Linked DNA regions of Homo sapiens: region 2 is linked to region 1. The links are chromatin loops, found by intact Hi-C in ENCODE. Cell type or tissue: HCT116. All regions are shown on one strand. Links, peaks and the distances in the headings refer to the core of each region. The heading gives the core; the rest is flanking DNA.

Region 1 (8,331 bases), core at 243-8,242:
GTAAGAAAGGAGATGTTAGAATAATGTCGTCAGTTCTTTAGCAGAATCCAGAGTAGTTGATGTCCAAGCCAGTCACCTCCAGTAGAAAACGTGATCAGTTTACTTAATTATGTGGTACAAATAGCTTCATTATTTATTTGATTTGGACTATTATGATAGGAAACAATGCTCTAAAGGAGGGCAAGTCTGACCTGTGACTTTGTTTTTGTATGGTTGGTGTATTTGATTTGCTAAGAATTTAAATTATTTTTGCATCTATATTCACATGGAATATTGACTTTTCATTTTCTTGTTTTCTAATGTCTTTATCTGGTTTTAATATCAGAATAATGCTGGCCTCATAGAATAAGTTGGAAGTTTCAACTTCAGTTTCCTCCTCTTCAGTTTCCTAAGCTACATCGTGTAGAATTGATATTATTTCATCCTTAACTGTTTGATACAATTTCTCAGAAGCTAATTGGGCTTGGAATTTTATTTGCTGGAAGGTTTTTAAATGTGAATTCAAGTTATTTAATAAATATAGGACTATTAAAATTATGTGTTTCTTCTTGAGAAACATTTTAATATCTGCATAATCTGTAGTGATGTAAGCATTCTCATTTCTGATACTGGTAATTTGGGTATTCTTTCTCACTGTCCTGATCATTTTGGACAAAGATTTGTCAGTTTTATACATCTCAGAGAATCAGTTTTGTATTTGGTTTCTGTATTGCTTTCCTGTCTTCTATGTCATTGATTTATACTTTGTCCTTTATTATTTTCTTTCTTCTGCCTGCTTTGGGTTTAATTTTATCTTTTTCTTGTTTCTTAAGGTAGAATCTGGGGTCATTGATATGAAAGCTTTCTCTTCTAATATAGGAATTTAGTGTTATAAATTTCTGTTTACTGCTTTAGTTAGTTACATAGATTCTGATAAGTAGTATTTTCATTTAGTTCAAAAATACCCTTTTGATTTTTTCTTTGACCCATGTGTTATTTAGAAGTATGTTGATGTAGTTTCCAAACATTTGGAAGTTTTTCAGATATCTTTCTCTTATTGATTCTTACTTAAATTTCATTGTGATCAGAGGACAAACTTTCTGTAGGTTGAATCATTTTAAATTTGTTAAGACTTGTTTTATGGCCCAGGAAATGATCTATTTTAATAACTGTTCTGTGTGCGCTTTAAAAGAAAGTGTATTATGCTGTTTTAGGGTGGAAGGTTCTATAAATGTCAACCTGATCACGTTGATTGATAGTGTTATTTAAGTCTTCTATCTTCTTGCCGATTTTCTTTCTACTTGTTGAACAGCAAGGAATATTGAAATCTCAGGCTATAACTGTGGATTTGTCTATTTCTCCTTGCAGTTCTGTCACATTCCTTGTACCACTGGTCCTCTGATAAGAAAAATTCCTCTTCCTCAGAGATTTATGTGTCTCTTCAGCTATAGCTGCTGGTTGTGAGATGGGCTTGCTTAGGAACAGGGCTGGATGAGAAAGGTAAAAGAAGAAAAAGCCAGGGGATTTCCCCCATTCACGCAGTCCCATATAGAGGCCCTCCATTCCCACTTTCTAACCAGAAAGAGAAGACTTATTTTGTATCTCTTTGTGTTTGTTCCTGGTGTGTAGCTCCAGGATTTGGATTCAGGCTTGGGGTTTGGGGTACATAAAAAACAGCTGGAAACTCATTGCTGAACTGGTTGTACTTTAAGTTCTAGTTTTCTTCCACAGTTTGCCCACTATTGTTTTCTTTTCTGAGTCTCAGATTGCTGGTTCATCATTCTTTCCAGGATTTTCAGTTATATTCAGGGGTTTTAGTTACATTCAGTTAAGGCATAGTGTGCTTACTTCATCTTAACCTTCTGTTTTATTACAATATAGATAGCACTCAAAATATTTTAAAATTAGTATGCATGAACATCAACCTACCAGGACAGATGCTAGTTCATTCAGAACAAACGCTAGCTGTAGACAGCTGATCCCCATATAGGTGCATACTGCCTGATAATCTGCCCTGCCTGATTGTGGATACAGTTTCTATTTCATGTTTCTTCTCCAGTAGCAGCAGAAATATATGTTGTCTGTTGGACTGTGCCAATGTCTTACCCTCTGTGCATGAGGGTCCTTTTCTTTCCTTTGTGTTAACAAGTTCCTTGGTCTCTGATCTGTCTCTCTGGTACAGTGGATTTTGACTCAAACATGCTCATACTCACTGTTCCAGTTTAGGGGCAGAGACCTCCAATGTCTTCTGCTTATTATATGTAGGAGATGGGAGACAGGCTCTTGAAATGTGACTGTAAAACTGATTGTGTTAGTTTAACCCCAGTATGACTGCCGCAGGTTAGGTGGTTATTTTCTACTTTCCAATAGCGTATTATATATAATTGCACTATATTACTTACTATATTTTGTCTTATTTGTCTATTGGGTCTCCATTTTTCCTAGTAATGTAAGAGTTTATTAATAGCAGGGTCTTTGCATACAGAACAGTGCTAGTGCCTTGTATTTAGGTTATCAAGTTTGATGAAGGAAACTACAATTCCTGGAATTCGGATTCTGTATTTCAGAAATCTTGAGTTACTTTATCAGAGTTGGTTTTTTTGTTTGTTTTACTGGCTCCATTTTCTGCATTAAATGATTTTTTTCATTAGTGATCATATATATGTAAGCAACTTACTTGGTTCTAGACATTAAGTGGGTAGATGAACCAGCATGATATGATTGAAACCCAGTTTTTATTTTCTTTTGCAAAAATAGCATTATGCAGGCATTGAGTTCTGGTGTACAAGATGTGTACTGGTGTAATGATGTCCACGAAACCAGCTCATGCTGGAAGATGGGAAAATGCGGACGATGTGGCTTTGCATGATTTCCATTATTTGTAGCCAACTTTATTTGATTAATACATGCTGGTGTGTCAATAGAACTAGTATATTAAATTGTCAAATATACTATATTCTGATCCTCTTTCCTTGCAAATATGTAAAATATTTAGTAGAAATGAGATGTTTATGCTCTTGAAACACACAAATTATTCTTCAGTCTGGAAAGTTACAGTGATTTCTTTATTGAACCAACTGTGGTTAATTACGTAGAGTGACAAGGAAATTATTTCAATATTCAGTGTATTATTTCTTTATCTCAGTATAAGAATATATCTAGTATAGTAGCATTACTAATGAATAAGACCGTTCTGTTTATGTGCCAGGTTGTAAACTAGGTGCATAATCCTCATTTAATTATCAGAATAGTGTTGTGAAAGTACTATTATTTTCCTACAGGAAATATTAATTTTATATTATATTCTGGCTTTATAGTTATCTACATCCCAAGTTTCAAATCAGTATTGTTGGTAGCATGTATTTAGAACCTTTTCATTCTGATATATAAAGTATATATTTGTTTGTTGGTGGTTGGATAATATTTGGAAGATCTGAGCTTAAATGATAAATCCCTCTGAAATATCTTTATTGCTTGTTCTGTATTTCTTCAGAAATTTAATTTGTTGTAGATTTTTTAAATTAAAACACTATTTTTATAAAATTAAACTTGAGATGCCTTTTGGAATACGTAGCCCCAACTTGAGGCCAATAATTCATTATTATTTAGAATGTTAGGGATATGTCTTAGAATGTATTGTTATAGTTTCATTAATTTTTTAAAAAGTTAATTTATACCAAACAATGTAGACATTTAAAAAGGATATGTTAAGGCTTCTTCCTGTTCCACTCTCCTAAAGTAACAAATACCTACATTCAGTTTGTATCTTTCCATGTTTTCCTCTGAGCTCATACTGGCATATGCAAGGATGCGTATGCATATATAAACCAGTTTGAAGGTTTTTGAAAAATAAAATGCAGTTTTAGTTCTCCCCTTCTCTCTCAATTAACAGTATAGCATGGCCATCCCTCCAGGAACATACTTAAATTCTTAATTTCTTAAAATCTGTATATTGGTTGATAGTCTAAGTAACCCATTATGTATTCCACTGTTTCCGCATATATGAGTGTTCAGATTTGCAAAGTGATTATGATAATTAATTTATAATCTTAAGCTCTTGGAATACGTAGCCCCAAGCACATTTTGTATCAGAACATATTAAATAGACTATTTAGCTTATGATAATTGGCCCAATTAACACTAGAAGCCTTGTAGAAGCCGCTCCTTGCTTATTCACCTTTATGATAGAAAAGGAATAAAAGCATGACAACTAAAAAGTTTGGAAGGCCGGGCACGGTGCCTCATGCCTGTAATCCCAGCACTTTGGGAGGCCCAAGGCGGGTGGATCACGAGATCAGGAGATCAAGACCATCCTGGCTAACATTGTGAAACCCCGTCTCTACTAAAAATACAAAAAAAAAAAGTTAGCTGGGCGTGGTGGCGGGCGCCTGTAGTCCCAGCTACTTGGGAGGCTGAGGCAGGAGAATGGCATGAACCCGGGAGGCGGAGCTTGCAGTGAGCCAAGGTCTTGCCACTACACTCCAGCCTGGGCGACAGAGCGAGACTCCATCTCAAAAAAAAGAAGTTCAGAAAAGGTATGAACATCTAGAAAGATTTTATTTTAAAATATTCTTATGTGAATTTTTCTGGTAAGAGATAAAAGTTATAAAAAAACTTTGTAAGTCTTTTTGAAGGGTCATAAACAGTTGGATAAGAAATTATTAGGAAGGTATCTATTGGTAAAGCCTGGGGAAAATTATTATAGAGTTGATACATTTTTTGTTTTGTTTCATATGAAGAGCAGTTGGTTTTAATGTTTTTTTCCTAGTGAAAGTTTGAAGAGCTAGTTCCCACAAGGGGGCAGAATAAGACAAACCTGAAAACCTTCACACTATAAACACAGAAGTGGTAAATAATGTAACAAAATTTATTTTAAATTTATAGTTGATTTATTAAGAAGGAAGGGGAAATCACAAGGAGCTAGAAATGAGCAGAGAGGTAATTTTCTGATCGTCCTATGAATGGTACCATATATTGGCATATGTACCTACCTGTCCCCCGGCACATGTATGGACTGTAGGGTGATCATTCAGCTGTGGCCTTAGATTAGTATTGATGAGTGGAAGTTCATTTTGCTAAGTCCATGTATAAACTCCATCCCTTTGTTAATGAGGGTAGGGTAGAGTGGCTGGTTAGGCCATTTTCATTGGCTGAGACTGACTGAGTCCCCAGAACAGGCCATCTTGTTTACCAGGTTAAGCAGCCCCTTCTCTGCTGTGTTTGCTCTTTGTCAGGTATTCACATGGGGCATAGATTACTTCATGTGTGTTCCCTTTCAAAGAGATACAGCCAAATTCTTTGACACCAGATATCTTTGTAATCAGTTTTCTAATTGTTCCAAGTCTCTGAATATCCAGTAAAACCATTAAACACTGTCCATGAGTCAGTATAGAACAGTACCTCTGTTATCTCTCCTTACAATCAAAATGGACAATCAGGCCCTGCTCAAATTTCTGCCACAGGGAGGGCTTCACTTCTTCACTTCACCACTCCTTCAGGACCACCCCTGAATGGGGCTGCTGTGCTGTTGTCATCTACGTGTCATGCAGAGCCATGACATAACTACTCTGCCAGTCACTTCCTGTAGCTGTGTCTTCATCCAGACCAAGTGATGAGAGAACAGACAGAGAAAAAAGCAACAGCAATGAGGATGTACTTCACACCCTTGGGACCACAACTCCTGGGATAAGAGAAAAAGATTCCCTTCTCTCAGACTTCAGGTGCTTGCCCAGTCACCACTACCATATCCGCCTGGGAACTGGGATGGAAGAAAAGGGGGAAAGGGAAAAAAAGGGGGAGATTTCCTCCAGTCTCTTGGAGCCATAAGGGCCCCTTTTTCTGGTCCTCAGACCAGAAAGGGAGGGATTCTCTTGGAGTTTTTTCTGATCTTACCCAGTAGATACTTCTCTGAGTTTTGAGCTCTCCAAGCCAGGTAAAATGCAAGGAAAAAACATAGTAAACTCAGTACCACTTCAGAACTTTAAGTTCTGTGCTCCTTCCCCAGTCTGCCTGATAATATTTGTTTTCAGTCTTCAGACGGCTTTTGGATATTGTCAAATGCTTTTTATGGATCTGATCATATGGATATGATCATGTGATTTTTCTTCTTTAGCCTGTTCATGTGATTGATTTTGTTAATTGATTTTCAAGTGTTGAGCTAGTCTGGCATACCTGGTATAAATACCACTTAGTCATGGTGTGTAATTCCTTTTATACATTTTTGGATTTGATTTGTAAATATTTTATTGAGAATTTTTGCACGTACGTTCATGAGAGAAATTTCTGTAGTGTTCTTGTTGTATCTGTCTGGTTTTCATATTAGGATAATGCTGACCTTATAGAATAAGTTAGGAAGTAGTCCTTCTGCTTCTACCTTTTGAAAAAGATTGTAGAGAATATGTGTAATTTCTTCCATAAATGTTTAGTAGAATTTACCAGTGAACCCATCTGGGCCTGGTGCTTTCTGTTTTGGAAGGTTACCAGTTACTGATTAAATTTATTTAATAGTTATAGGCCTATTCAGATTGTCTATTTTTTCTTGTAAGAATTTTGCCAGATTGTGTTTTTCAAGGAATTGGTCATTTTATCTAGGTCATCAAATTGTGGGTGTAGAATTGCTTATAATATTCCTGTATTATCCTTTTAATGTTCATGAAATCTGTGGTGATACCCCTCTTTCATTTCTGGGATTAGTAATTTGTGTCTCTTTCTCTCTCTCTCTTTTTTAGCCTGGCTAGAAGCTCCTCAATTTTATTGATCTTTTCAATTTTTTTTCTTTTCAAAGAACCAGGACTTGGTTTTGTTGATTTTTCTCTATTGATTCCCATTTCCAATTTCATTGATTTCTGCTCTAGTTTTTATTATTTCTTTTCTTCTGCTTGCTTTGAATTTAATTTGCTCTTCTTTTTCTAGTTTCCTAAGATAGATGCTTAGATTATTGATTTTAGATCTTTCTTTTCTAATATATATTAAGCACTATAAATTTCAGTCTATCACTGCATCCCGCAGATTTTGAAAAGTTGTATTTTTATTTAGTTCAAAATATTTTAAAATTTCTTTTGAGATTTCTTCTTTGAACTGTGTGTTATTTAAATGTGTGTTTACTATCCAAGTATTTTGGGATTTTTCAGCTATCTTTCTGTTATTGATTTCTAGTTTAATTCTGTTGTGGTCTTAGAGCAACCATTGTATGATTTCTATTCTTTTGAGTTTGTTAAGGTGTACTTTATTGCCCAGAATGTGTTCACTTGTAATGAACATTCCATGTGCGCTTGAAAAGAATGTGTATTCTGCTGTTGTAATGTGAAGTAGTCCATAGGTGTCCATTATAACCAGTTGATGGATGGTGCTGTTGAGTTCAACTGTGTCCTTACTGATTTTCTGCCTGCTGGATCTGTCCATTTCTGATAGAAGGCTGTCAAAGTCTCAAGTGTAATAGTATATTCCTCTATTTATCCGTGTAGTTCTATCCATTTTTGCCTCATGTTTTGATTCTCTCTTGTTACATACTCATCAGTCAAGACTGTTAAGTCTTGTTGGGGAATTGACTCCTTTAAAGTTAGTTTTTTGTAAGTAACACATTAGTTGGGTCTGTTTTTTTGACCCATTGTTACAATCTCTGACTTTTAATTGGTATATTTAGATTATTGACCTTTGAAGTGATTATTGATATAGTTGGATTATTATCTGCCATACTTGTTACTATTTTCTGTTTGTTGCCCTTCACAGTTTCTATTCGTCTTCTACTCTTTTCTGCCATTTGTTGTTTTAATTCAAAATTTTATATAATTCCATTTTCTTTCCTTTCTTATATCACTTCTTTTTTCACCTTTTTTAGTGGCTGCCTAAAATTTGCAATATATATTTACATAAATTTAAGTTCACTTTCAAATAATACTGTACTATTTCACAGGTAGTACAGATACTGTGTAATAACAAAATATCCCTAATTCCTCCCTGGCATCCCTTATATCATTGTTGTCATTTATTTTACTCACACACACACAAGCATACATGCACATGTGTGTCTGTATGTGTGTGTGTATATGTATATTATACATATACACATAGCACACACAAGCATACATAATCAAATATATTGTTGCTATTATTATTTTGAACAACTTATGTGTTAGAACAATTAAGAATTTTTTAAAAAGTCTTTATCTTCACGTATTCATTCTCTAAGGCTTATCCTTTCTTTATGTAGATCAGACTTTCTGACCTATATCATTTTATTTCTCTGAAGAACTTTTAACATTTCTTGCAAGGCAGGTCTTCTGGCAACAAATTTTCTGTTTTTGTTTGGGAAAGTCTTTATTTCTCCTTCACTTTTGAAGGATGATTCTGCAG
Region 2 (8,331 bases), core at 55-8,054, 410 kb before region 1:
AGGGGTGGTGAGTGATGGCCGGGCACCGTGGCTCACACCTATAATCCCAGCACTTTGGGAGGCCAAGGCAGGAGGATTGCTTGAGCTCAGTAGTTCAAGACCAGCCTGGGCAACATAGCGAGACCCTGTCTCTGCAAAATATTTTTAAAAAATTAGCTGAGTGTGGTGATGCACGCCTGTCTACTAGGGAGGTCGAGGTGGGAGGATTGCTTGAGCCTGCAAGGTTGAGGCTGCAGTGAGCCTCGCTTGCACCACTGCACTCCAACCTGGGCAACAGAGCGAGACGAGACCCTGCCTCAAAAAATAAATAAATAAATAAATAAATAAATTTAAAAAAAAAAAGAAAAAAGAAAGAAAAAGAAAAAAATGGATGGTGCCTGTTGCAGTTTGGGTGGAGTATAGATTCTAACCACTTCAAGTATGGTCATCCAACCAGCAGCACAGCATCCCCGGAGGGCTTGTTAGAAATGCACAGTCAGGCCCGCCCCAGAGTAATTGAATCAGAACCTGCATTTAACAAGATCCTCAGATGATTCATGTGCAGACACAGTTTGGGAAGCCCTGGCTTAAAGGGCATGGTGAAGAAGAGGCAGGTTGCAGCCAGTCTCTGCAGGGTCTTGGCTGCTGGGCCAAGTTTGGGTGGGGCCAGGTAGGCTGTGGGGAGCCTTTGAAGATGTTTAAGCCAGGGAGTGTCTGGTTCTCGTTTGTGATCATAGAGACAGCTTTAGGGGCCTCGTGGAGGAGTTGGGGCAATGGACAGGGTCTGCTTTAGGGATTCTGCCCCTTACTGCTGTGTGGCCCTGGGCAAGCAGCTTAGTCTCTGGGGTGCAGAGTCCTCATTGCAAATGGAGAATGAAGCCACCCCCCTTGCAAGGTTGTTGTGAGGAAGGCTGGAGATCTGGCCTGGCACGAAGGAGTTTTTCTGTAGTTGGCTGTGGATGTTTACTGTGGTGTAGGTTGGAGGGGCTGTGCAGTTTCCTGCGAAGCTGTGGGGTGGTGAGGAGACTTTTACAAAGAAAATATGGCAACACACACACACACACACACACACACACACACACACACACAACACTAACTACAGACAGTAAAGAGTTTACAGAGCAAAACTTCTGCTCCTGACCATGGAAGTCTTGCCAATGATCGACTCAGGACTGGTTTTTTTGTTTGTTTGTTTGAGACAGGGTCTCACTCTGTCACCCAGGCTGGAGTGTAGTGGTGCGATCTTGGCTCACCACAACCTCTGCCTCCTAGGCTCAAGAGATTCTCGTGCCTCAGCCTCCTGAGTAGCTGGGATTACAGGCGGGCATCACTACTTCCCGGCTAACTTTTGTATTTTTAGTAGAGACGGGGTTTCACCATGTTGGCCAGGCTGGTCTTGAACTCCTGACCTCAGGTGATCTGCCCACCTCGGCCTCCCAAAGTGCTGGGATTACAGGCGTGAGCCACCGCACCCCGCCTTTTTATTTTTATTTTTATTTATTTATTTTTTGAAACAGAGTCTCGCTCTGTCGCCCAGGCTGGAGTGCAGTGGCACAATCTCCACTCACTGCAACCTCCGCCTCCCAGGTTCAAGCGATTCTCATCTCCAGGTTCAAGCGATTCTCATGCTCCAGCCTCCCGAGTAGCTGGGATTATAGGCATGAGTGTGCCACCACGCCCGGCTAATTTTTTTGTATTTTTAGAGATGGGGTTTCACCATGTTGCCCAGGCTGGTCTCGAACTCCTGTCTTCAAGTGATTCACCCGCCTCGGCCTCCCAAAGTGCTGGAATTACAGGCGTGAGCCACGGCTCTGGCCTGATTCAGGACTGCTGACCACTGCTTTATCTCCCATTCCGTAAGGGGCCAGGAGCAGAAGCTTGAAACGTCAGCAACCCGATCTAGGGCACCTCCACCTCTAGCTGGAGGGAGCCTTGGGCCCTAGTCCAGTCCTCCCACAAGCACCTTTCTGAAGGAAGGGGCCCGCTGGGAGGCCCGGGTGTGGGCATGCCTAGCCTATCTGTGGCCCCTTACCAAGTCCTCTGTCCTCTGGGTCTTCCCGGACCTGCAGACAGATGTAAGGCCTCGGATTTCCGCCCCTCTGCCCAGCCCATATCTCTCTGCACGAGGCATATTCTAGGCAGGTTCTGCTTTCCCGGTCTCATCACTTAAGTCCTGTCATTTCGAAGGCAGGCGCCCCGTCGTGTCCCCAAAGCATCCACATTTCCCAAGCTCCCTTCCGGTCCTTGAGGCCCCTCGGGTCTCAGCAGCCACTAAAATCCGCTTGTCTGGGGCGGCAGCCTCAGGTCTTAGCTCATTGGCTAACAAGAGATGATTGACAGGTCCTGAGCCAGAGAGCGAGCCCACCGGGCTCTCAGTCCGCCCAGCTTTGCCGGGTCTCCAGGAGCAGGTGTGGCTGGACCACTGGAATCCCAGTCTGAGGCCGTGTTCTAGTGGGCGCGCAGTTTCCTGCCCGACTAGGCAGAATCCTGCCCGAGCATGACACTGTGGGTGGTTTGGTGAAGTCCTGTTTTCTCTTGCCAAGACCAAGTAAGGGCTTGTTTGCCTCAGCTGCCCTCGGATCCCAACCCCTAGAAGGTGAACCTGAAAGGCATGGAAATCGGGGCAAGGGAGGGCCTGGGACGGGTGGATTTCTCAGCCCTGGGGTTCAGGGTTAGGAGTTAGGAGCGGGGAAGGAGTCCCAGCTGGGGGATGGGGCCGATCTGTAGTGACTTTGAGCACCTCCTAATGTTCTCGGTTGCCCGTCCACCAAGACCTCAGATTCCTGGTGGGCTTGCCTGGGCCCCATTAGTGGCTCAAGGTCCCGTTTCCCAGTTTTCTCCCTCCTGGGCTTCCCAGACCTGCACAGAGTGGGTGCTCAATAAATGTTATTTGAGAGAATAACAGTGATTCCATTTACTAGGCAGGGGGCCATAAGCCAAGCTTGAATCTCATAGCAGGAAACCCCATTTACAGAGGGAGAAACTGAGGTTCATGGGGCTGGTTTGTCCTTTCTACCCATCGTTTATTGACTGATTGATTGATGCATTGATTGAGATAAGGTCTTGCTGTGTCGCCCAGGCTGGAGTTTAGTGGTGCAATCATGGCTCACTGCAGCCTTGACCTCCCCGGGTCAAGTGATCCTCCCACCTCAGCCTCCTGAGTAGCGGGACCACAGGCGCACATCACCATGCCTGGCTAATTTTTTATTTTTTATAGAGATGGGGTCTCCCCTTTGTTGCCCAGTCTGTTCTTGAACTACTGGGCTCAAGCAATCCTCCAGCCTTAGCCTTCCAAAGTGCTGGGATTACAGGCCTGAGCCACCATGCCTGGCCCACCCATCGTATTCTGAGAGCCACAGCCAGAGGAAGTGTTCTGTCCTGGGTGGAATCTGCCACCACGACTTGGGTCTCTGTCCCGGGGCTCCAGCAGCCCTGTAAAGTTTTGTGTTTTTTTAGCATTTCCAAGACCTGTGGTGGGGACCGGGATTGATCTGGGAGAGTTTGGAGAGGAGGTGACTGGGAGGCCTCGCCTGTGTTGACGTCAACCCAGTGGGTTGGTTCCCAGACTGGGCGGCTCAGTCCCTGAGCAGCAGCCTCATGGGTCTCTGCAGACAGGTGGGCCAATGTGAAGGTGGAGTGCGAGCCGAGCTGGCAGCCCTTCCAGGGCCACTGCTACCGCCTGCAGGCCGAGAAGCGCAGCTGGCAGGAGTCCAAGAAGGCATGTCTACGGGGCGGTGGCGACCTGGTCAGCATCCACAGCATGGCGGAGCTGGAATTCATCACCAAGCAGATCAAGCAAGGTGAGGAGCTGCCCGCCCACGTGTCTGGGTGGAGGGCAGGGCCTCCCACTGCCCCACCCATCCTGTCCAGGAGCCTCAGAGAATGTTCCTTCCTCCCTACTGGTGGCTGAGGCTGACCTCTCAATGTTTTCTCTCCCCTCCTCTCCTGCTGCACCCCCAGAGGTGGAGGAGCTGTGGATCGGCCTCAACGATTTGAAACTGCAGATGAATTTTGAGTGGTCTGACGGGAGCCTTGTGAGCTTCACCCACTGGCACCCCTTTGAGCCCAACAACTTCCGGGACAGTCTGGAGGACTGTGTCACCATCTGGGGCCCGGTGAGATCTCCCTCTCCCTATCACAGGGCCACAAAATACACCCCCAACCTCCAGGTGCCACCCCAGCTGAAGGACATCCTAGTTACTATCAGAACCTGCCTGGAACCTCTTACCTCTCAGCAGTCCCCCTCCTCCCCACCAATGCCTTCCCTTCCATGTGAGAGACTGCCGGGGCTTGAATCCTACCTCCACCTCCACCTCCAAGTAGCCAAGTCACCTTGGGCAAGTTACTAGAGGGTCACTGGGGAGATCAGAGGAGTTAATTCTCGTGAAACCTTAGGCACAGTGCCTGGCGCATTCTTGGTCTCCTCCCAGCTGCCCTTCCCTGCCAGAAGGTGGCATCAGAACCCACATTATGTGCAGATACTTTGCAAGCAGGGCTGCACTCTGCCAGCCCTCGCCCCCAGTGCTCTACCCAGTCCAGGGTCCTGTCATCTCAAGAGATTGTTGGGTTTTATGACAATTTGCCATGGTTTGGGCTTAGATGTGGTGTAAGTGAAGGAATTGATGGAGGGCTTCAAGCAGAGATGAAAGACCCTTAAAAAAGGGACAAAGCCAGCTGAGTGTGGTGGCTCATGCCTATAATCCCAGCACATTGGGAGGCTGAGGCAGGCGGATCACTTGAGGTGAGGAGTTCGAGACCAGCCTGGCCAACATGGTGAAACCCCATCTCTACTAAAAATACAAAAATTAGCCAGGCGTGGTGGCAGATGCCTGTAATCCCAGCTACTCCAGAGGCTGAGGCAAGAGAATCGCTTGAACCTGGAAGGCAGAGGCTGCAGTGAGCTGAGATTGCACCACTGCACTCCAGCCTGGGTGACAGAGCAAGACCCTGTCTCAAAAAAAAAAAAATAAAATAAAAAGGAGAAAGCCGTAGGGACACAGACCACCCTTCCTAGGGACAGACAGGATGTTCTGCTGTCACATACTGCAAACAGTGCTGTGGACTGTAGTGGCAGTCATTTGCCTTAGGGGATGCTATTTAAGAATTTTAAAACAATTATGTATTGAGTATCTACCATGTGCCAGTCATTTTTCTGGGTGCTAGGATACACAAACACGCCTGCCCTCAGAATGGAGCTTAGAGACAGACATACTGCTGGCTGGGGGCCTGTGGATACTGGGGAGGGCGAAGACAGAAGCAGGGGCCGAGGACTAAATTCCTCCTCAGCTTCATCAGCTGAGATTCTGGTCTGGGCACACTGGCCTCTGCACACTCTGGCCCTGCAGGCACTAGCTAGACGCCTTGGGAATCCAAGCTGTCTATCCTGCCATCAGTTACTCTAACAATCTTAGCCAGTTTGTTTTTGATATTTATAAAACGAGTTATCAATAATGTAAAAGGACGCCTTTCCTTTTTTTTTTTTTTTTTTTGAGATGGAGTTTCACCCTGTCGCCCAGGCTGGAGTGCAATGGCACGATCTTGGCTCACTGGAACCTCTGCCTCCCAGGTTCAAGCGATTCTTCTGCCTGAGCCTCCCAAATAGCTGGGATTACAGGCATGCACCACCACAACCGGCTAACTTTTTGTATTTTCAGTAGAGATGGGGTTTCACCATGTTGGCCAGGCTGGTCTTGAACTCTTGACCTCAAGTGATCCGCCCACCTCGGCCTCCCAAAATGCTGGGATTACAGGCATGAGCCACCGCGCCGGGCCAGGATGCCTTTCCCATTTAGACAATGCTTGTTAAGTTTCAAGGCGTTTGCACATGAACTGCTTGTGCTCTCATCCACCCTGTGAGGCTTATGGGTTCATCCCGCCTTCCCCATTGCACAGCTGGGACACAGACATGTCAGAATCACACAGTAAGTCAGAGACAGGGCCAGCTCTAGGAACCAGATTCCAAGAAGGATTTGGGAGATTTATGGGGAGGTGGGGGTTGAGATTCTTCCTCACCCTGTGTCCGTAGGAAGGCCGCTGGAACGACAGTCCCTGTAACCAGTCCTTGCCATCCATCTGCAAGAAGGCAGGCCAGCTGAGCCAGGGGGCCGCCGAGGAGGACCATGGCTGCCGGAAGGTGAGGGTGTTTCTGGAGCTGCCCTGAGTGGGGCCACCTGTCAGAGGGGCTACCAGGGGAGGGAGAGGTGGATGAACTCCTGCTGCCTCGCATGGCATCGCCCTCTCGTCGGCACCCCCTTCCCTGAGCTCTCCAAACTGCTCCTTTATTGAAGGAGTGATACTGGATGGGATGGGACGGGTGGGCGCTGTTGGGAGGAAGCAGAGCTCCCCACCCCCAGCCCAGTCCTGAGTCCCTCCCCATGGGGGAAGCCACTTCCTCGAGACAGCAGAGAACAGGGAGGTGGGGGCTGGTCTACCCCCGAGTGCCCCCTCAGAGTCCAGCCTAGTCATGTCAAGCAGTGGCTGCCGAAGTGAAGTGTGGCCCCTGTGCACCGCCAGTCCTGACTTCCCCCTCCTCTGCCGTCTGACACAGGGCGTGTGCTGGTCTGTCTCCCCTGGAGGAGTGAGGCCACTCAGGGTGGGGCTGCACCTTCCCCCTCCTTGTGTTCCCAGCCCCAGTGGGCTTCTAGAGGATGTTTAGGGAGGTTGAGGGGGGGGGTGTCAAGGAATGAAAGCTGTGTAAGTGAGTGGGGGGTGAGTGACTGAGGGTGTGAGGGGGTGACAGACCCTCTCCTCCTCCAGGGAGTGGAGCAGGGGTGCAAATGCTGTGATGGGTGCGGGGAGCTTGCTTCTAAAAGACACTGCTTGGCCCTTGGCCCCCCCCAGCAGCCCCTTGCAGCCAGGCTGGCTCCTCACTCTGTTTTCCTTTGGATTAAGCCCCTACCACACCCACCTGGACCCCAAAGCCTCCCCCAGAAAATGAGCAGGAAACACTAACAGGCATGGCCCCATGGGCGAGGAAGCAGAGGGGAGAGCAGAGCCCAGCTGCGGAGTCTGTGGACTGGCAAGGACAGTGCCTGGCCCAGGGGCTGTGTCATGGCTGCGAAGAGGTGAAGGGAGGAGTAGAGAGGAATTACCAACTTCTCTGGCACCAAGGCCAGCCTGGAATTTGTGTGGGGAGTGTTGAGGGTCCATGGTTAACAGCCCAGGATCACCAGGGGTCTTGGCACAGCCCCTGCCAGCAGATGAGGCCCCCACCACACATACCACATCTGCTTCTCTTCTGCCTTGGCTCCTGCCAGCCTCGCCTGCCAGGGTCTCGTCTCTGAGCCCCTCCTGCCATCCCCGGGCCAGGAGCATCCTGCGCCGACTCCAGCTTTGCCAGGCCCTCGAGGACTGCCCATCCCCTCTCCATCCTGGCAGCTCTCCCCAGCCTTTAGCTGTGGTTTCCCAGCCAACAGTAATTTCCCCACTGTGTCTCTTGGTTTAAATGCCCAAGAGAGGAGCCTGAAGGGCCATTCATCTTCCCGAGCCGGGTCACTGGCCGGTCGCTGGTGGCCTGCCAATCAGCCACGCTGGGGCTGGGCCTCCACCCCAGCTTCCACAGCTGTGGGTGATGGTGGAGGGGGAATGTGGAGAAACGAGGTGCAGAACACAGCCCAGTACTCAAACCAGTCCCCTCCGTCCTGAGCACGTTCAGTGATGTCCCTGATGGCATCTCCCACCACAGGATTTATGGGTGAGGGTGGAGAGTCATCTTCCCTACAGACACCCCTCTTCTGTCCACTCTTGAGCCAGGGTTGGACGTGGCACAGCCCATCCTGCTACTGGCTGGGAGAAGACCAAGTGACCTACAGTGAGGCCCGGCGCCTGTGCACTGACCATGGCTCTCAGCTGGTCACCATCACCAACAGGTACAGCAGGGGCGGGTGCCCTGACTAGCCCTTGCCCATGTCTGGGCCTATTGTGGTCCCTTCAGCAAACAGGGTAGCATCTGCCATCATGCCCAGAGGGACCTGGAGTCCTGTGAACCTCAGTGGGCTCCAGGGCATTTTAAAATCTTGTCAGAAGAATGACTCTCACTTGTTAAGTGACCCCAGTGTAGGGCAGGGCCCGGGCAGGCACAGGTGTGGGCTGGATACTTGAGAAAGAGAGGCCTTGGTTGTGTCTGATTTTCTCTACTTTCTTCTCAGCAAAGCAAGGGGTGCAGAGAATAGAAGGGGCAGCTGGGGGTTCCATAAATCAGCTGCAGGGCTCCCAGGCGTCCCTGCTTTCTTGAGCAAGTTATTGGTCGGGTGCAGCACCCGAGCTCCCACGGTAGGGCGTCTGGCCTGTGACTGGGGGATTGGGAAGCAGGGAGATCCCTGCCCTGACCAGCCTGTCTCCTGAAGGTTCGAG

The links. Peaks named below come from ENCODE experiments on the same cell type or tissue, not always from the same donor. Only the 100,000 strongest peaks of a DNase experiment are listed, where the experiment ranks them.
Region 2: it touches region 1 in a loop (2.6-fold over the local background); 2 of 110 quality-filtered maps call a loop at or near these places.

Annotation. Positions count from the first base shown.
Region 1 is chr17:63,077,679-63,086,009 of GRCh38, forward strand. The region is part of intron 3 of TANC2 (tetratricopeptide repeat, ankyrin repeat and coiled-coil containing 2); the gene reads left to right. Among named protein-coding and RNA genes, the nearest start is that of TANC2, 120 kb to the left of the region's middle. In HCT116, for the core only: a CTCF peak has its summit at 4,774 (motif pointing right); a DNase peak (open chromatin) is centred at 4,763.
Region 2 is chr17:62,668,059-62,676,389 of GRCh38, forward strand. It overlaps MRC2 (mannose receptor C-type 2), which reads left to right. Exons shown (of 30, transcript NM_006039.5): 7 at 3,591-3,779; 8 at 3,940-4,094; 9 at 6,005-6,112; 10 at 7,732-7,847; 11 at 8,325-8,331. Among named protein-coding and RNA genes, the nearest start is that of MARCHF10-AS1, 34 kb to the right of the region's middle. RefSeq lists enhancers at 1,401-2,160, 2,161-2,919, 3,239-3,739, 3,740-4,240, 4,488-4,557 and a silencer at 4,250-4,544. In HCT116, for the core only: a CTCF peak has its summit at 4,423 (motif pointing right); a DNase peak (open chromatin) is centred at 4,433.